Regions from separate parts of the Mus musculus genome. Here region 1 is linked to region 2. The links are chromatin loops, found by intact Hi-C in ENCODE. Cell type or tissue: gastrocnemius. All regions are shown on one strand. Links, peaks and the distances in the headings refer to the core of each region. The heading gives the core; the rest is flanking DNA.

The links. Hi-C counts contacts between places; a loop is a spot of excess contacts. Peaks named below come from ENCODE experiments on the same cell type or tissue, not always from the same donor. Only the 100,000 strongest peaks of a DNase experiment are listed, where the experiment ranks them.
Region 1: a loop joins it to region 2, with 5 times the contacts of the local background. A loop is called at or near these places in 3 of 42 quality-filtered maps.

The regions. Positions count from the first base shown.
Region 1 is chr17:56,357,130-56,366,957 of GRCm38, forward strand. All of the region lies in intron 5 of Kdm4b (lysine (K)-specific demethylase 4B), which reads left to right. Among named protein-coding and RNA genes, the nearest start is that of Gm32715, 27 kb to the right of the region's middle. In gastrocnemius, for the core only: no CTCF peak of the experiment used is centred there; no DNase peak of the experiment used is centred there; H3K27ac peaks cover 205 bases.
Region 2 is chr17:56,420,359-56,430,186 of GRCm38, forward strand. Ptprs (protein tyrosine phosphatase, receptor type, S) reads right to left here. Exons shown (of 33, transcript NM_011218.2): 11 at 8,494-8,799; 12 at 7,581-7,774; 13 at 6,029-6,146; 14 at 4,969-5,568; 15 at 4,522-4,619; 16 at 3,667-3,920; 17 at 3,136-3,229; 18 at 2,825-3,040; 19 at 1,771-1,928; 20 at 1,475-1,486; 21 at 882-994. Among named protein-coding and RNA genes, the nearest start is that of Mir6977, 6.4 kb to the left of the region's middle. In gastrocnemius, for the core only: no CTCF peak of the experiment used is centred there; DNase peaks (open chromatin) are centred at 4,844 and 5,389; H3K4me3 peaks cover 1,750 bases; H3K27ac peaks cover 2,085 bases.

The DNA.
Region 1 (9,828 bases), core at 3,749-7,748, 63 kb before region 2:
GGAAGGGGATTCGATGGATGCTGTTGCAGCTCCCTCTCCTCATTTGTGGTCCAGGATCCCAACCCAAGGGATGGTGCAGTCTTCTGTCCTCAGGTAGCACAGTCGAGATAAGCTCACAGGTGATCCTGCAGGCCTGTCTCCTGTGCTTCTCTTCTTTCTCTTCTACAGTTAACCCTGCTTGGACCATGCTCATTGTGGGCCCCTCTGGGGTGGTTGAGCTACACACTTACACCGAATTCTAACTCCCAATATCCCTGTCTGTGTCCTCAACCCCCAGTGTGGCCCCCTAGCCTCTGGTGACATCGTCCTCTGTGTAGACCTGTCCAGCCATGTGACTCCTCCCATGGTGCTCTGCTCCCACCTCTGTGGAGGGCAGCTATGGTAGCTGACACTTGGGGCTCAGGGATCCCATGAGAAGTGATGTGGCAGTGGCAAGGACCTGTTCCTCGTGATTTACGCAGGGCCAGTGACACCCACAGATCTAAACCAAATCAATGGCTACTCCTGCTGCAAGTCACTATATGTGTGCAGCTGTTGCCTGCCTAAGCAGGTGTGGTTGAGTGTATTTGTGTGTGAGAATATAAGCAGGATGTCCCACTCCTGGTGACCACTAGATGGCACTCCCACCTTTCTGAGTGAGGCAACTGTTCCCACTGGCTTCCTGGCTGCAGTTAGCAGGCTCCTTGACTGTGCCTTTCTCCAGGTAGGAAGCCTGTTGTATTTTATACAAAAAGGAGAGCCAGGATGTGTTTTGTAGAGCACAGTAGAGGTGGGAGGGGTGCCTCTGGGCCCATACTGAAACATCTCTTCTTTCTAAAGTACCAGCCATATAGGTAGAGTGAGGAATAGGGGTTATTTAGGGCATAGGAAGGGAATTTGAGAAGGGAGTAGAGTCAGAGAAAGACAGAGAAGAGAGAGGGGAGGAAGGAAGGGAGGGAGAAAGAGAGAGAGAAGAAGAGGAGGAAGAAGAAGAAGAGGAAGAGGAGGAAGAGGAGAAAGAAGAAGAAGAGGAGAAAGAAGAAGAGGAGAAAGAAGAAGAAGAGGAGGAAGAGGAGAAAGAGGAGAGAGAGGAGAGGGAGAGAAGAAGAGAAGAGGTTGGCCAGGAACACGGGGAGAGAGAAAGAAAGGGGTCAGGGAGAAAAGATAGTCAGAGAGATCAAGAAGAGACCACACAACCCCTTTTATAGGAAGCCAGGCTACTTGGCTGTTGCCAGGTGACTGTTGGGCAAAGCCTAGAAGGAATGCTAACAGAGCCTATGACAGTTCCTAGTATGGGCACCACCAAAGTCCAGCGTGGTGCCATGAGTTTTATTGGGGTCACTGACAGGCATATGCATGAGGGGTCACCTACTGGAGCAGAAATGACTCACAGACAGCTGCATCACCAAGGCCTGAGTGACAGCTCAGAAAGCTGAGAACCTGATGCTCACCGCACAGCCTGCAGGGAGGATGTCAGGATGCAGACTGTCCTTTCCAGTGCCTCAGTTGGTCTGAGCATCTTCCAGGCAGACTGGTTTCCTGAGCTCAGCTTTATTAGTGCTCACTCTGACAGGGAGGGGCCAAGTGAAGCTGGTTGGTTTCAGGGACTTCCTGAAGCTGTTTTTAGTTGCTTACCTTCCTGTTTAAAATGCATCTCTGCAAAATGGAATGCTTTACTCTCAGAGGGAACTGTTGCAACCCCTCCTCCATCAGATCCTCTAGTCCAGTCTATGTTTTGTGTTCTGGTTCAGCACCATACTGGGTTTTGGATACATGAGGATATCTGCAGGTTGCAGTATTTTCTGAAGGTTCTCTGCATCTGTTGCAGCTTTGACTGGTGTGATTTGAGGGTCAAGGAATCTGAAGGTGGGGGTGTGTGCTGCCCTGGGCAGGTTCTGTCTAGTCTTCCAGAAGCTGCCCCTGCAGGTGGCACTTGAAGGAGCGGTGGGCTCTCATGCTCTCTATAGAAAGCTGTTCTTGCACTGGGGTCTCTGGAGGAGTGGGCACACTGTACAGCTGTTATAAGGCTTCCAAGGACAGTGCCTTGTATGGGAAATGAGGAGGCCTGTATTTGAAGGTCTCCCAGTCGTGCTTCCCCCTCCACCCTGTGTAATCTGCTATGACCACTATGGTTAGTCAGACCCTTTAGCCTAGCCTAGGGAAGGTAGCCTACATCAATTGCCCTCTAAGACCCCAAAGGACGGCTGGATCTGCTGGAGAGCTGCCCTGGCTTGGATCTCTATCAGCTGGTATGGCACTGGCTTCTGAGTGCCTTGCAGCCCCCATACTGAGGGAGCAAAGATGGTTCTTGTGCCCTACCCTAACTCTCTGCACCTGTGAGGGTGGTTCCTTCCAGTTGTCAGCTGAGCTGCCAGATCCCTCTGATGATGAAGCCAGCAGGAGGCAGCGCAGCTTGGAGTGGTTGTCTCTTATCTGGCTCACATTGCTGGTCCCTCCCTTGTCCTGCCTCTACTGTGTGGTAGACACCTGGGAGGTGGATGCTTTCCATGTGCCAAGTATTCCCTGCAGTGCTTTGGAAAGGCAGATGCCCCACAATGTCTGAGTTGAACTGATGTGTGCAAGTCTGTGAGCTGCTGCTGTCCCTGCTCTGACCTGAAGCCAGTGACTGTGATGGTCTCTTGGTGTGGGGACATCACCACTGGGGGGGTGGGAGTGGGGATGGGGGACTTCTTCATGGTCCCTGCACTGCCACTCTGTCCTCTCTAGAGCACCTGGCCATGGTGCTTGTCCTCAGTTGTCCTTGGGGTTTATGAGATTGCAGAGCTCTCTATAGAAGGAACCTCCTCCAAGGGTGACATTTGTCCCAGGTAGCTGCCCTGTGCTGTAGAGCCTAACAACAGGCTCTGTGGCTGTGTTGCTAATGCACCAAGTATGGCTGTGGCAGGATCTTTCTCTACCCAGTCCACATCTCAATGATGGCCTTGGCCTCTGTCCCAAGGATGCAATCACTCCATGTCCCCTGACCTATGTTGTCTCCGACATTGCAAGCATGTGAAGTCAGTCCACAGGCTACTGTGTGTTCCCTCCCTCAGGACTAGAAGCCAGGAGACCCCAAATGTAAGGTGATTGAGAGCCAGCCAGGGGCATTCTCCAGCTGGACTCAAAGCTCTGTCCTGTGGGGCTTGGCTCTCCAGCCATCGCAACCACTTGGTCCAGACACACAGAAGCTAGCAAGGGACAATTGTGTTATTCCTGGCCCAGTACCCCTTGCTGCCTTGTCATTGGGCCCTTGGCCTCACTCTGGCCACAGCTGCTCTGTCACCCTAATGCCATGGTTCTGGCCTTCCGCTTGTTGAGACTGCTGTACATCTCAGCCACCACTGCAGCCAGATAAGTAACTGAGGCTTGTGACGTGCCTGAGCTTGAACTGGGGCATTGGGCCCCTGGCATGCAAGATGAGCCCTGTGTCATTAGCCACCACGATGCTCTGATGATGACGGGCAATTTCAGGGAATCTGGTGCACACGGCAGGGTGCAGCTCTGAGTCACAGCCTGTGCCCATTAGCTCGATGAGCCGTCCTGCTTTGTCCTTTCCACAACCAGGCCTGCCGAAGACTTGGCTGTGGCAGGCCCTGCCTCGCAGCTGTGTTCCCAGGATCTGAGGGTCAGAGCAGCCAGCACACCATTTGCATGTTGGGGCTCATACAGGGTCCCACTTGACTCTCCCCTGCCTTTCTGTCTTCACTTAAAGAGTTTGCTTCTGGGCTGCAGAGCTCTGTAAGCAATGCTGAGCAGGAAGCCTTCTGTATTCTTTGCCTGAATCAGGGCTGTTAGCCTGCAGCAGTTTGTGAGGAGCCCCTCCCCACCCCACAGACTTGGGGAATTGGAGCTGAGTTGGGCTCTTGAGCCAAACGGTGAGCTGGGGTGGTGGCCCGTAGCTCTTTCTCTTTGGTTTTTATATGGCCTACTTTTTTTGGTTGGGGATTCCTCTCCCTTCCACCACCCTTTTCCTCCCCCTCTCTGTCTCCTTTCTTCTCTCCTTTCTTCCTCTCTCCTCTGTCTTCCTCTCCCTGCCCCCTCCCCTCCCTTTTTGTCTTCCTCTTCCTCTCTCTGTCTACTTCTTTTACTTTCTGTCTTCTTCCTCCTCTTTGTCCTCTTCCTCCTTGTCTCTGTCCTCTTCCTCCCTCTTCCTGTTCCTCCCTCTTTTACCTGATAGTGCAGGTGGATCTGTCTATGGTGAGCCAGCACTGCAGCTTTCCCAGGAGTGGACCATGCGCTATGCAGAGTTTTCAGTGTCTTACACAGTCCTCCTAGCTCCTCTGGGCAGCCTGTTATCTGACTTCCCACTTTCCTTCTTGCTCGCTGGCCTTGGTGATGTGGAGTATAGTGTCTGTGGTCCCTCCATCACAGACTGGCCATGCTAATGCTGACCTTGACTGTGTGGCTCAGGTCGTCTCCTGGGTATTCTCTCCCAGCAGGGCATTCTTTAATGTCTGCCACACTGTACTTTGAGGTGAAATAAACTCTAAAATTAAATGTTTTAATTCTCAGAGAAGTCAAGAGAGGAAGAAGCAGGGTGGCCCTGTGCTAGGCCGACAGTTGGACCCAACACTGTCTCTTTTTCAGGGTGCCTGGTTCCTTTCCTTCTTCCTGGAGAGGAATCACAGATGGAGCGTGGGCTCTGTGGTATCTGTGTGCCTGGGGCTCTGTGGCTCAGAAGTGGAGTGTATGAACCCTTTGGGCTCTCTAGGCAGCCTACAGTAGCCCCTTGCCTTCAGGCTGTGTGGGAACACCCTTGCTTTCTGCAGCCCTGACCTTGGAGGGGCCATCTCCTGATGAGGCCAGACTCACCCCAATGAGTTTTTAATAATGACTTATTTTTATTTTATGTGCATTGGTGTTTTGCCTGCATATGTGTCTGTCCAATCCCTGGAACTGGAGTGAGCTGTCATATGGGTGCTGGGAATTGAATCTAGGTACTTTGGAAGATTAGCCAGTGCTCTTAACTACTGGGCCATCTCTTTATCCCTGAGCCACTGAATTCTTTGCAGGCTCCCGGTAGGCCATGGAACCCCCTCTTTCTTACTGTGGAACGAAGGATGGGGGCCTAGGTGTGTGTTCATGTGTACTCTCCATGTGTGCGGTGAACTGCTGTGCTCTGCAGGAGCCCTTGAAGTCCCATTGCCCTCTCTGCACACAGTGCTGCTGTCCTGGCTTGAGGACTTGAGCTACCCCATTTGTCTTTGAACTCCATACACTCCATGTCCCTGGGCTGCGTGGCCTGGGAAAGGCCATTGCTGAACTTTGTATAAACGGTTCAGTCTTCTCTCCAACCATATGTAAAAGCTTGATTGGCATACTTCCTGTTGGGAATTCACCTTTGCAGGCTGTCTCAGGCTCAGTCACCTGCTGGTGACTTTTGGGATGTCCACATATAGGTCACACCTCTTTCAGGTGGACAGACCTCAGAGAGACCTGGGTGACCACAGGCCTGCTGTCCATGCTGCCTACCATGCAGGCCACAGTGTATAGCACATAGGTCCTGGAAGTGTCTCCTGTCTCCACCCATATTCTCTTTGTTCTGAGCAGCCCCCCTCCTTGTTCTCAGAGGACCTGCCCCTAATTCTTTGTTTTTAAGTTTGAACACAGTGATTGGGCAGAATCCTGAGCCTGGCTTAGGAGACCACTGACACAGGGTTACTGCATCAGACTGTGAGTCCAGGCTGATGGCTGTGTACAGGACTCCTGTTGTCTGGGACATGGTCCAGGGTATTGGAAGCCTCTGCATGTCCACAGCTCCAAGTCCAAAATGGTGCCTTTTCTGTACCCCACTCATGTCCACCACTAGGCCCTTACTAGCTCTGCACCATCACCAGGACCTGCCTCTCGGATTCTCTCCTGTGAACCTTTCCCAGACTTTGGGCAGTGCAGAGTAGGTGACATTTAAGTTTTGGTCTTTGTCCTTCACTAAAAATCCATGGGGGTGGGGGTGGGGGTGGGGGTGGGGTGGGGGTGGGGCCCCACACCTCATCTGAGCATGCAGCCTCTGCCTCATCTGAGATTGTTGGACACAAATGTGACAGTGTCTAACCTCTTCCCTGGGTCCCCAGGGAGATGTGACAGTCACAGATATCCATCCACCCCTCCCCGGCTACCCAGACACTGTTCTTCCCCATACCACCAGCTTCCCTGTGGGTGGTTGGTCCTCCTATCTCTGAGGCTCTGTGTTCTCCAAGCTAGCTCTCTTGATCCCCTGTGTGTTTCAATAAAAATGTCATTACTAGAAGCCATTGACACCGCTGGTGTGTGACACCAAATTCTACCGCCCATTGTCCCAGAAAACGATCCATTAGAGATAAAGCCAGTGGCTCAATAGTCTCCATCCTGGGAGCAGCCTCTCCCATTCTGGCTGCTGCTATCTTTGCTGCAGTTTGTATTGTCTGTCCCACCTGCACAAGCGATAAGACGCTAAGACGCTAAGACGTGGGGATTCCCTGGTGGGAATGGGCAGACCTCACTCAGTGCCAGCCAGGTCAGGTGGTTCCTTACTGGAAATCCCTTTTGGGTTAGGCAAACTGAAGCTCTTTTTGTGGGAGTGATCAAATTGGGGTACATAGAAGCCTGGTCCCTCATATGGAGCTGCTCACAGCCCCATGTGTCTTTCCCATGTGTGTCACATCCTCTCCATTGGGTGGGCAGTGGGTGTTGACAGTCTGTTTGCCAGCCTGCCTCTGATGCCTGGGTTCAAGGGCACCTTCATTTAACACCTGTCTGTCCAGGTTTTGCTCTGACCTGTGGAATCCCTCCTTTTGAGACTCAGCTGCAGAGGCCTCCTGCTTGGTCACACCAGGAAGTCACCTGCAGTCCCATATGCTCTCTTTCCAAGGTCTCCCAGGCTGTGGCCAGGGCTGTGGGAGCCACCATCACTTGCTCTTTGCCAGTGGTATGACCATAGGCCTCAATGAGACCCTGTGGGAGGGAGTGTGTCTACCATTCTTGTCTGCATTCCTGTTGCTGGGGACACAGAACAGGTGTCTCTTGGACCTGACACAGTGTTGGTTTCCTTCTGAGTGCCTTACTTTAGATCCCGGGTATTTCTTGTAGCCCTGTGCTCTGAGTCCCTTCTGCTGTTGGGAGTCTCCATGTGCTGGGACTTGGCTCAGGTCTGCAAGGTGCTGGCTACCTTTCAGCCTGTTCCCTCCGGTTGTTGACTATTCCTTGAGCATTCCTGACTTGTTCCTGCTGTATTTCATTGGCTAGTGTCTCTAGTGTGGAGCTAGCTAGAGAAGGTGTCTGTGAAGGCCACTTACTCTGCTCTGGATCACCTCTTCAGTGTTGCCCTTTACTACTGTAGGGACACTTGGGGACAGTGGCTTTCCTGTCCTGGTTGGCCGCAGACTTTATGTGCAGTGCTTTGCTGTCTGGTTTTCTTTCTTTCTTCTTCTTCTTTTTTGTTTTGTTTTTGTTTTTTTGAGACAGGGTTTCTCTGTGTAGCCCTTGCTGTCCTGGAACTCACTCTGTAGACCAGGCTGGCCTCGAACTCAGAAATCCACCTGCCTCTGCCTCCCAAGTGCTGGGATTAAAGGCGTGCGCCACCACCGCCCAGACTTCTTCTTCTTCTTCTTTTTTTCCTTTTCTATTCTTCTTTTGACATAAGATCTCCCTGTGTAGCTCTGGTAAGCTCAGAACTCACGCTGTAGACCAGGCTGGCTTTGAACTCAGAGATCTATCTACCTATCTCTGCCCCCTGAATACTGGGGTTATAGGTGTGTCCACCAAACTTGGGCTAGGTGTTTTGTATAGATTTCATCTGCAGCATGTTTTTGGTAGCCCTGGTGGGGGGGTGGGGGTGGTCAGTTCCTTGGTCTGTTTTCGCACTGTGAGAGGCTGGCCTGTTACTTGATATGCTCCTGTTTTCGACATGGTTTTCTGCTTGCCTTCCTTTTTCTGCCACTAAGAAATCTCTGCCAACCTGACCTTCTCCCCTAAGCCACGGCTGTGGGCTTATGGCACTGCGTCTTTAGTGGGAAGGGCGTGGAGGACTCCCAGGAAAACAGCCAGGGCCCATGGCCTTTTGCAGAGAGAGGCCTCTCACTGTTTGAGGTGTTCTCTGCAGTGGCCAATGCACTGGCCTCATCCTCAGAGCTAAGATGTTTAAACAGCTCTTCTGAGGGGGGTACTGTGTGCAGGAACCACATGAGGACTTGATGTGTCGTCCTGTGGTCGTCAGATACATCTCCACTGTCTCAGCCTCTGCCTCCTCATGGTCCAAGCAGAGGGCCACCCTGGACTATTCCCACCAGGGCCTGGGAAGCTGCTGGCTCACGGGGAGCAGTGAGCATCCTCCAGGACTGTGTGGACCTTAGCTCAGGAGCTGCCCTGTTGGTTTTAGCCCAGGGGCTTTGTATCTGAGGGTAGTCATGACAAGTTGGCTCTTGGGGCCCAGGAGAGCCACTGCAGTTGAACCTACAGTGACATCCTAGGCTATGGTGTGTATGTGTTGGGTTGGGGAGGCATATGTATGCATGTCCCTACAAGGGCCTTCACGTGGCACTTGGCCTGGCCTCTGTGGCAGGGGGAGAGTGTTCTGCTCTCTTCCTGTATGAATTGTTTCCTGCCAGGCACTGTATAGGCACTGTGGAATCACCTCCCTCATCCTTAACTGTGGACATCACACAAGGCTCCCTCATTGCTTGGCCTCAATGTTGTCATTGACTTGAGCTCAGCTAGATGATGGTCTCCTCACTGAGGACTGAGCACCATGGTCCTCAGCAGGTCCTTGGAGCTTGGGGCACAGATGTGGCTAAAGGCCTGGCAAGGCACCTTGCCTGTGGGAGCCAGACAGAGGCCACCAAAGTCCAAAGCTTTGGGCACATGAGGGCAGTTGGGTTCATGGCATGGCTCACCCTCACCAGCTGGCAGGCTTCTGTGCTGGCCTGCTCCCAGGTCCATGTGCCCCTTCCTGACACAGTCCTGTGTGAGCCTGTGGCCCCTTCCTGACACAGTCCTGTGTGAGGCTTGCTCCCCCAAGCCTGTATTCCCCTTCCTGACATAGTCCTGACACAGTCCTGTGTGAGCCTGCCCCTCCCCCCCAAGCCTATGGCCCCTTCCTGACACAGTCCTGTGTGAGGCTTGCTCCCCCAAGCCTGTATTCCCCTTCCTGACACAGTTGTTTAGTTTTTAACTGGCAAGGCTTTGCTTATTTATTTTCATTGTTCTTGATAATAATTCTGAGCCATTAGAGGGGAAAATTATATTCAGAAACACTGTTTCTTGCTTTATTTGTTTGATGATTTAGAGCAATAGAGAGCAGCACATACGCTGGCTTTTATAGTCTGGTAATTATTCACATCCATCAGCCCTTCCGGGGGATAAACAGAACACCGCAGAAATTGCACTATTAATAGCGGCCTCCTCTGTGGGCGGGAGACAGGCAGGAGGGCAGGAAGAGACTGGTGTGTCCACAGAGCCCTGTTCATCCCATTGCACCAGGGCTCAGCTGGCTGTCTACCCACAGGGCTGGACCCATGGTACCCTGAGGCCTTGAGATTGCCCCCTTACTTGAAACCTGTACTGTACCATCAAGGCCTCGTGCCCGTGTCCCTCAGATGATCCTGGGCTGCTTAGCATCACTCAACACTGTAGCCTGGCACAGAGTTCACACCTCCTTGCCTCATGTTGAAGTACCTGGGGTCCCTGTGTCTCCAGTTTGCTTCAGACCAACTACCCCACATGGACCTTCTACCCTCCCCACATGGCTTGGTCACTCCCCAGGGTCAGCCATGTGGTCTAGACTTGGTGATGTGAGGCGTTAGGGTCCTTGCTGTGGTGGCTGCAGACAGGGATGAGTCATAGCTCTTGTCCCTGGCACAAATTTGTGGGTTCAGC
Region 2 (9,828 bases), core at 3,117-7,116:
TGTCCTGACTCTTGCAGCTGAAGGTGGCTGGGGTCTCTCACACTCATGTTGATACATCAGACCTGACCCTGAGCCTCAGGTCCCGCCAGCTGCTCTGAGCTCCCCAGAGACCCTTCAACTCCTGATGGTCTACAGCACTCCTTCATGGTTGCCTGTCATCCAGCAGGGTGTGGCCACAGCCATCCAGAGCCACACTGCAGGCCGGTGGCCCACCGTCTTGGAGGAGAGTGACAGCCACACAAACAGGTGGAAGAATCAGAGGGCTGTGAAGCGCAGCCCTCTGAGAGGGAGCAGCTGGCACTCAAAGACAAGCTGACGAACCAGCTTGAGCAGGACACAAGTCAGGGCTTGTGAGGCTGCCGTTCTCAGGACAGCACCAGGAGTTAAACCCACAGGTTACAGAGCCCCCATGGGGTGAAAATCTGGCTGACCAGAGATGAAGGAGAGGGAAAACTATGTGGAACCCACAGGGCATGGCCTTCAGTTACGTATGAAGCCTGCTACGTGGAAGGAAGCAGCTGAAGCCCATGGAGGGGATGGGGAGTTTGGGGAGCCTTCCTCTTGAAGACACAATGAGCCCTGATGAGCTGATGGGTGGAGACTAGGCACAGACACATTCCAAGGCCAGTGTGCAAACACAAACCAGGATGACCCTCAACTCCACCCCAAGGGCACTGGGTGAGGGATGGAGGACACGGGGTAGGGGGTGTGATATGAACCCCCCTGCCTTTCTGCCTGATTCATTTTGTTTTTGACTTTTTAAGTTCTCGGAGAAGGTGGCAGTCACATGACCTGCTGCTTTGGTGATCAGAGCCTGGCTCATTTAGGGGGTGCTTCTGGCCCCACCCCAGCTGCTTCTGGCCCCCACAGTCAGCTCATACCTGGTGTCTGGAAGTTGATGCGTCGCATTTCCACAGGGTCCTTGGGGTGATGGGGGGCAAGGTCGGCATTGTTCAGTAAGCATTTGGTGCGGGGCTCTGAGTCCTTGCGTTTGCTTCAAGGACAGAGAGGGAAGGGACAGAAAGCCAATGTTTTAGCATATGCCCCAAAGTGTGTGTGCACACACTCAGGGACACATGGCCCAGGACCTACAAACACGAGGTAGGGAATGGGCCATTTACACACTGAACCCTAATTTTATGGAGCCTCAATCCTACAAAGACCCTTGGATCCTAGACTAGCATCAACCTCAGATTGGGTTCTCGGCCTTAGCTGAGCCCCAAATCCAGATGAATCATTCGTCCTATAGACTAAACTTCAGTCCTAGACTGGACTACAATCCAGGACAAGCCCTTATCCCAGATTAAGCTCCAAGCTGACTGAGCCTCAATCTCACCTAAATTCCAATCCTATACTGAGCCTTGATCCCAGGCCCTTGTATAAACACGTATGCCACCTGGAGAACTGAAGTAGCCACGTCCCATGAGCCCAGCTCCAACCACCCGTCATCCTCCTGCCTCAAGCCAGTCCTCACCTGTCAGGTTTGCTGTCCCCAGACCGGATGCAGGTGAGAGGAGAAAAAGAGAATGCCAAGTGAGACTGTGCAGGTCAGACCGAGCCCCTTCTGTGATGTCAGTGGCTTCCCAATCTTGCCGACTCCCAGTTTCTGTCATTTGGTGCTTTCCCTCTATGCCTGGACCCCGTTCCAAGGAGGTCACTTCAGTTTTCTCTGGCACAGGTGTGACGGTCCCTCACTTAAGCAGCTACACCCTTATGGTCAAGCACAGTCCCCTAGCTCAGTGTCCTCCTCCCGCCCTTGGGCTCACTCACTTCTTGTACAGCAGGATGGCAATCACGATGCAGATGATGAAGACCACGGCCAGCACAGGCCCAATCACCCAGATGAGGCCCTCCTCGCCGTCCACAATGGGCTGAGGGTCCGGGTTGTCCAGCTGGAAGGGGTCTGAGAAGGGACTGGCTGCAAATGTCTGCAGGACAGAGGCAGCGGAGGGGCTGTCATCAGTGCTGGCCACATCCGGACCCCCAACTGGCCTAACGCCCTCTAGCTGTCTATGCCCGCTGCCGGGGCCGCTCCCAGGCTTCTCTCCTGGGGCACATGGGGGATGGGAAACCTTTTCTGTTGAGCTCCTGCTGATCCTTCTCAGCCCCAGCTAAGGTGGTGTTTTCCTCTAAAGGATGAACCCTAGGGACCCTCACCCCAACCCCGTGTCCAGTCAGTCTCTTTGTCCAGGCCTAGCCTTCTGTGAGCTCACAACGTCTATGCTTGGCTTTGGGGATCGATTTGGGTCAACCTCACAGAGAGGTCCACATATCCATAGAGCAAGCCACCAGGTGACCTCTGTACCTCCATTTCTATCCTGTCTCCAGGCTGGTGGGGAAGCTAGGATGTAGGTGGAAGCTAGGATGTAGGCGGAAGCTAGGATGTAGGCGGAAGCTAGGATGTAGGCGGACGCTAGGATGTAGGCGGAAGCTAGGATGTAGGCGGAAGCTAGGATGTAGGCGGAAGCTAGGATGTAGGCGGAAGCTAGGATGTAGGCGGAAGCTAGGATGTAGGCGGAAGCTAGGATGTAGGCGGACGCTAGGATGTAGGCGGAAGCTAGGATGTAGGCGGAAGCTAGGATGTAGGCGGAAGCTAGGATGTAGGCGGAAGCTAGGATGTAGGCGGAAGCTAGGATGTAGGCGGAAGCTAGGATGTAGGCGGAAGCTAGGATGTAGGCGGAAGCTAGGATGTAGGCGGAAGCTAGGATGTAGGCGGACGCTAGGATGTAGGTGGAAGCTAGGATGTAGGCGGACGCTAGGATGTAGGTGGAAGCTAGGATGTAGGTGGAAGCTAGGATGTAGGCAGACGCTGCCGAGGACTTACAGGCTCATTCTTCTGCAACACAGCAAGCACAAAGAGGACATAGCGGTGGCCTGGCTCCAAGCCCCTGTTGTCAAAGCCACCATATTGCTTCTGGTTCCCAGGATGGAAGACAGCTGGCAGGATGGAGAATCGAGCGGCGATGTAGGGCCGAGGCACCTCCAGCTGTCTGGAGTGGCGCAGGCTGCGCCTCTGCAGCCGGGAGATGTCCTGGATGAGCTGCAGAAAGAGTGTCACAGGCCTCAGCGCTCCTAGGGGAGACGGGCGTCACAGCCTGGCTGTGTGCAGGCCCCATGGAGACGGGGTGGCCTTACCTCCTCCAGATCCATGTCCTCTGGACTACCTAGTAGGACAGGGAACTGGCCACCTCGAGACTTCCGAAGTGGGACCATCACAATGAAGTAGTTCCTGTGGGTAGAGTTTCAGTGACACCCGTGTCCCAATCCCAACCCCTTGCAGTAACACGCCTCTACGTCCCAGTTCTTAGCTATCTGCCTTCTGCCTACTTCATGGCGTGCCAGATCTCAGTGTCCTGTGCATCCCTCAAAGCCCACGTGATCTTACGCCCTTTCCCCGCCTCCCAGGAAGCCCCTTGAGGTCCTCACTGCAGACTCCTAGCTAGGCCTCCCCGCTAGCCTGAAGCACAGACCAGAATCTTTTCGGGGGCTAAAGGTCGCCCAGTGAAGGGTCAGGCTTTATGGGGACAGTCGCATGAGGCAGGTTCACGTGACCCTTATCTCAGTAAGTGTGCAAATGGGGTCACAGAAGGGATGTGTGGCTCGATGCAGTCACATAGTGGGTTGACAGCTACAGGGACAGGTATGGGGGGAGGGGGGTTAGCATACTGCACGGTCACAGGACTCTGGCCATCAGGCAGGTAGACCACGATGAAACCGTCATTGTCGGGCTTCGGGGCGACGCTAGGCTTGCCACTGAGCATGTTAAAGGCGGTCCTGGCAGTGACCGTCTGCTGCAGGCCCCCCAGGCTGCTGCCACGGTTGGTGAGCACGAAATTATAGAAGGTGTGTGGCTTGAGGTGTGTGATCAGCTTCTTGGTCGTGCGGCCGTCCACATCCAGGGTGAGCCCATTGTACTGAATCTGTAGGCAGAGCTGGCTCAGCAAGAAATGGGCCGGGGCCTAGCAACCCCAGCAGAGCTGCAACCTCAGGCTGCCTGTCCTGGACCAATCCTGACTGAGCCTCACTTCTGGATGAACCATCTGACTGAACCTAAACCCAAACTTAGCTCCTGAGTTCTAATTCAGTACAGAGCTGACTGAGCTCCAGTCCAAAAATAACCTTCAGGTCCAACTAAGCCTTGATCCCTGATTGACCTTCAAACATGGCAAAGCCCTGGAGTTAGGCTCAGGAACAACTGACTGTTCGAGGAGGTCCCTTAACTCTAGCTTCTGACCAAGACTGAACAACATACTAAATCCTGGCTTTGGCCAGAACCCCAGCTCTGAGTGCCAGTCCTGACTAGGCTTCAACTTGACTGAGCCTTGATCCCAGGTTCAGTAGCAACCCTGACAGACCCTGATCCAGCTGTGATTAATCGTAGACTGCGCCTCAATCTCAGACTAAACTGTGAAATCTAAGTATCATCGAATCCTGATCTGGGGTGGCCTTGACTGTGCCCAATCTCCCTCAGGCTCCCAGATTTTACCTCCCGCCCCGCCCCTTCCTCCACTGTTGTAGTACCTTGTAGGGTGTGGGTGAGTTATAGTTGTCGGGGAACTCCCAGCTCAGCAGCACTGAAGTCTTCATGATCATCTTCACCTTGAAGTTCTTTGGGGAGACTGAGGGCGGCGGCAAGCAGGGAGAGAGAGAAAGATGGCCCAGTAAGAACCGGGCGCTGGCTAAGGGGCGCGTGGGGCGGCCCCTGTTGTCCCTGTGGTCCGCTGTGCCCTCGGCCTTCCTGCCTGGCCCGGCCCTGCCTGCCCTGTCCCCAGTGCCTGCTGCTGCTGCTGCAGAGACGGCGCGGCTGCGGAGAAAAGCGGGAGGGGCGTAGCAATGGGCGTGGCCTCCAAGCCGCATCCCACCTGTGCCTGCCGACCGACCGACTGGAGCCTCGGGCGCCTGGGCTGAGTCTGGAGGCCGAGACTTACCTGTGGGGAGGGGCGGGCCGGGGCCCGGGGCGGCGCCTACCTGGGTCCCGCGCGAGCCTGTAGCGCAGCGGGGGTGAGAAGGGGCCCGGGCCGCGACGCGTGTGTGCGCGCACGCGTAACTCGTAGGCCGTCTCCGGCCGCAGCCCTCGCAGCGTGAGCGCTGTCTCGGCCCCCGGCTGGGCGGCCGCCGCCAGCTCCGTCTCGGTCGCGGGCCCAGGGGCGCCGGCCTCCCGCACGGACACCGTGTACTTGATGATGGCGCCGTTGCGCTCGGCGGGCACGGGTGGCAGCCAGCGCAGTAGCACGGAGCCCGCGGACACGTTGCCCGCGGCGCCCAAGATCTGCGGGAAGCCGCGCGGAGCGTCCTCGGGGATGCTCAGCGCTGCCGCGGCCTCCTCGCCCAACCCCGCGCGGCCCCGCGCTGCCAGCCGGAACACATAGGTGGCGCCCTTGTGTGCAGGCGCCGCGAACCGCCGCTCCCACGCAGCCAGCTCCAACGTGGCCGGGGCCGCGTCTTCGCGCCCAAACTGCAGGCGGTAGCCAAGCACCGGGTCCTCGGCCGCGTCCGCGGGGGGCTCCCAGCGCGCCAGCAGGCTGCCCTCGGGGGTCTGCTGCACCGACAGGGTGGGGCGGCCCAGCACTGTGGAGGGAGAAACAGCTGCCCTGCCACGTTTCTCCAAACCCCAAAGGCAGCCCCTCACTGAGGGATTTCTGCGCAGGGACCCACCCTTGACCACACTCCCAGTCCTTAAGGTCTAGTTTTTAAAGGTACATTTTAGGAAGGACTTCCTTTAAGCAAAGACTTGGATTCCCTGTGAGGCACATGGACCTATTTTGGGCTACCTTTAAGCTTGACTCCCACTTTGCAGCTGAGAGGAGACAGCCAAATGAGTATAGTGTCTGGTGAGAGGGAGTGACTTGGGCAGAGATGGATATCAGGGCCAGCAGTGCCTGGCCTCTGGAACCTCTGAAAAGGGCCCATGTCTTTCCTGTTTTGGGTCCACCTGGCTGGTGCGTCTTAAAACCACTCTGGCTTGAGAATCATGGGAAATGCTCTTGGCCTTGTGGAGCCAGAGGCTGTGCAGTGGATAGGTATCTACCTGCTCCCTTGGTCACCACCACCTTCGGTTTGCTGCGAGCGCCATCGCCTTTCATGGTATACGCGGCTACTGTGATAGAGTAAGCAGTCTCAGGCTGGAGGTTCGTTATCACCATTTCCTGTGGGTGGGATGGGTGGGCACGGTCAGCAATGGTGCCAGCCCTGCTCACCTTCTCCCCTAAGAAAGTCACAAGAGATGATGCCTCCAGTCCACAGGCAACATGCTGGTGAGCTCATGCACAGGCTGCAACATGCAGTGTCCACACTCCTGTCAGAAACACACAAGCTGGGCACACAGCCACCACCAGGTCCCCTGCTCCTATACCCAGGGCAATAGCCATCAGAGAGCATCCCGATCAGAATCATTCCTCCAAGGCGCCCACCTTCTCTGGAGTCAGGTCAATTCTCTATAGTCCACCAGACCCTGCTCATCTGCTGCCCCGCTCTCCTTCCTCCCTCTCTGCTTCTCAAAGGCACTGCACTCCAGCTACAGGGGGGTCCTGGGTGTTTCTCTAACATCCCAGGCCCCATCCTACCCCAGGGCTTGGCTTCCCCCTGAACCCACTGGATTATCAGAGCTGCCCACAACCAACTTGAGAAATTCAACAGTTAACCCTATCTGGAATCTGAAAGCCAGTTATGAAACAGCCATCTAATGTTAAGATGCAAGCTGCAAACTTAAAATGGAATAACTCTGAGAAGAGAGGCAGGATGGAGAGGTGCGGGCCACGACTCAAGCCAGCCCTGAAATTCTAAGGTGAAGATTGGGGTGTCAGGCTAATCCTGTCTCCGATCAAATCCCGAAGCAATAAGCCTCTGCCTTCCTACTGTGCTGACCACCCCATGCTTGGTGCTTGCCCCTATACAGGTAATAGTGTGACTCCATGTTGGGGCACAGTTTGTTTACACTGTACCCCAGGCAGCAGATGTTCAAGCACACTAGGTCCTGATGCCCACCTGGGTGGCTCTGGTCAACACACACAACACACACACGCACGCACGCACGCACGCACGCACGCGCGCGCGCGCTCGTGCCTGGCAGTACAGAAATTCTCAGGAACACAGGAGTGGAGGGAGGAGACAGAAACAGGCAGGAAAGAAAGAGGGTCTCCCTTTGGGGCATGAAACCCCTGTAGGGCACAGGCCAGGTTAGTGGCAACTCTGGACCTTGTACAGAGCCTCTGTGTCTCCTGTCAAACGGACTCAGAGCAGCAGAGAGACAGGCAGTGTCTTGCTTGAGGACACAGTGCAAATTCACCCTGCTCTAGAGCCACCTCTGACAGCTGTCCTTCCCGACCCTAGGTCCATCAGAAGCTATGGAGGGCACGCAAGGACACAGGTGGGGAGACCACAGGCATGCAGAATGCACAGAGAGGACAGCAGAATGGCCTGGAAAACTACTTACATATTCGGCAGTGTCGTCCATCTCCCACTGAGCGGGAGGCGGTGGAGGGAGAGAGAGGAGGGAAGTGAGAGGGGAGCCAGCAGCGGAGTGGGGAGCAGAGAGGAGACAGTGCCCAGGCACCCCTGCCACCCCAGCCGTGCCTGCCCACCTGGGCATCCGCCAGCATGATGTCCTTGATGCGCGGTGGCCCGCGGGCCTCGGCACCCTCCATGCGCACATAGTGGACCTGGTAGCCGCGGATCTGCCCGTGCTGCCGGCCGGGCGTGGGCGAGCGCCACAGCACTCGGATGGCTGTGGCGTTGAGCGCCTCCGCCTCCACCTTCCGCGGGGGCGCGCTGGGCACTGGCGGGCAGGAGGGGGGCAGCGGGGCTGTTACCAGGGCGCCAGGCCCTGCCCCTGGCCAGGGTGTTGGATAGCTGCTGGCCTGGGAAAGGCATGGCCCTCCTCTACCCCCTATGTTCCCAGGACCTGCTGCAGCACCACATAATGACCACCACGGTCCCCAGAGCCCGTGGCCCTTCTCCATGGCCCCATCTGAACTGATACACATCCCTGCAATCTACAGATGGGGAAACTAAGGCTTGGAAAATGGAATCCGTGACCCCAAAGCTGGGACTGCACTAGGCAGTCAGGTAGGAGTTCCCCAAACGCCATCATCTCCTGGTCTAGTAGGCCAGCAGAACAACTGCTCAGATTTCATCAGGTCCAAACCCTCCCTCTACCTGCACTGACACTAACAGCACTTCTTCTTCCCATGGTGCTTGGCTCCCAGCCCTGGCCTGTAGCTCACACTAGCTCTTCACTGGAGGCTATCTGGCCTCTAACAGGCCGCTGTGGGTGTATGTTGGTGGAGGTGGCCGCCTGCCTCCAGGCAGGATGGTGCAGGGCCCCAGAGCACCTAAGACTCAGGAGGCCACCTACAGGCATACCCTGGGAGGAGGGCACCCAACTTCGAGGCCAGCTTGCACTGGCTTCCTGGCTCCCGCTGACCCCAGTCCCGTCCCAGAGCTGGAGCTGCCAGGGGCCGGCGCAGCCCGGGTATGGCTTGGGCTGGTGCTTACCGTCCTCATCGGTGCGGACGACCACGGGCGAGCTCTCGGGCCCTGGTCCCACCTCTGTGTAAGCCACGGCGGTGACACGGTACTCCGTCCATTTCTCCAAAGCTTCCAGAAGGATCTGAGTGGTGGTCGGGGGTATGTTGTTCACCTCCTTGGGGTCCGGGTCCTCTGAGCCCAGCGGTCGGTAGCGGACGCTGTAGCCCACGAGGGCCCCGTTGTGAGTTTCTGGCGGTGGCGGGCGCCAACTTACCAATATGGCCGTGGAGCGCAAGCTGGTGCACTTAACGTCTTGAGGGGGGGCTGACGGTTCTATTGGGGAGAGCGTGGGGGCGGGGAGGTGGGATGGGCGGGGAAGGCAGGGACAGAAGATGGGAAAGAGAAAATAAAAAGATGATAACAAAACAGAACGAACCAAAGAGAAGTCGAACCCAAAAGAAGTGGGTGTCAATCAAAGGTGAGATGGGCGGGTGGGCGGGTCCGGGAGGGCTGGCCAAGAACTGCTGAGCTTGCTGTGGGATAGTGACTGCCATGTGCATAGTCTACAGCATAGGGCAGTTGCTGTGACTCAGGCACTGGAACAAGTGGTGGTGGTGGTGAACACTCTCACCACTGGGCTCCACTATGTGCCTGAGTATGTCATCAGATACCTACTGTGTGTTAAGAATGTGATACAGGCTTCATGGAATACAGAAAGCAACTACTGAGTACCTCCTTTGTGTCTGGCAGGACCCACACTGCATCTATGTGCCCAGCACCACAAGGCAACCATGCTAAAGCACCTGCTCATTGCTAGAACACTTGTCATGACCTTCAGAAAATGGCAGGAGAGAAGCCTGTGTCTTGCATACCTACTATGGGCCAGGCACACGCCAGGAACTACATACGTTAATATACAAAGAGATGCACTTAACTGTGCATGTGCTATGTGCCAGGCACCATGACAAGGACTGAAAATTAAGCTCCAGAAACTGAGTAGTTACTATGTGCCAAGCACCCCCAAGGGCTCCAAAGAATGGGAGCAAAATCACCTACCACCTTCGTACCTACTACGTTCTGGTTACCATGCCAAGCAGGGAGAACGAGAGAAGCCATACATACAGGTACATACTATGTGCAAGCTACTTGACAAAGGCTTCATAGAATAAAGCTAGAGACGTGCTGTTGAAGGCCTACCATGTGATGGATATTTGCAAAGAGGATTAGCAGTCAGGAAACAAGTCTTACTATGTACAAGGTATCTCAGCCAACAGCATTAAACATCTAACTAATATGAGACCTTGCATGAAGATTTCCCAGTAATTTAGGGTAAAAAATTATAGTGATTAAATATGCTTAGGG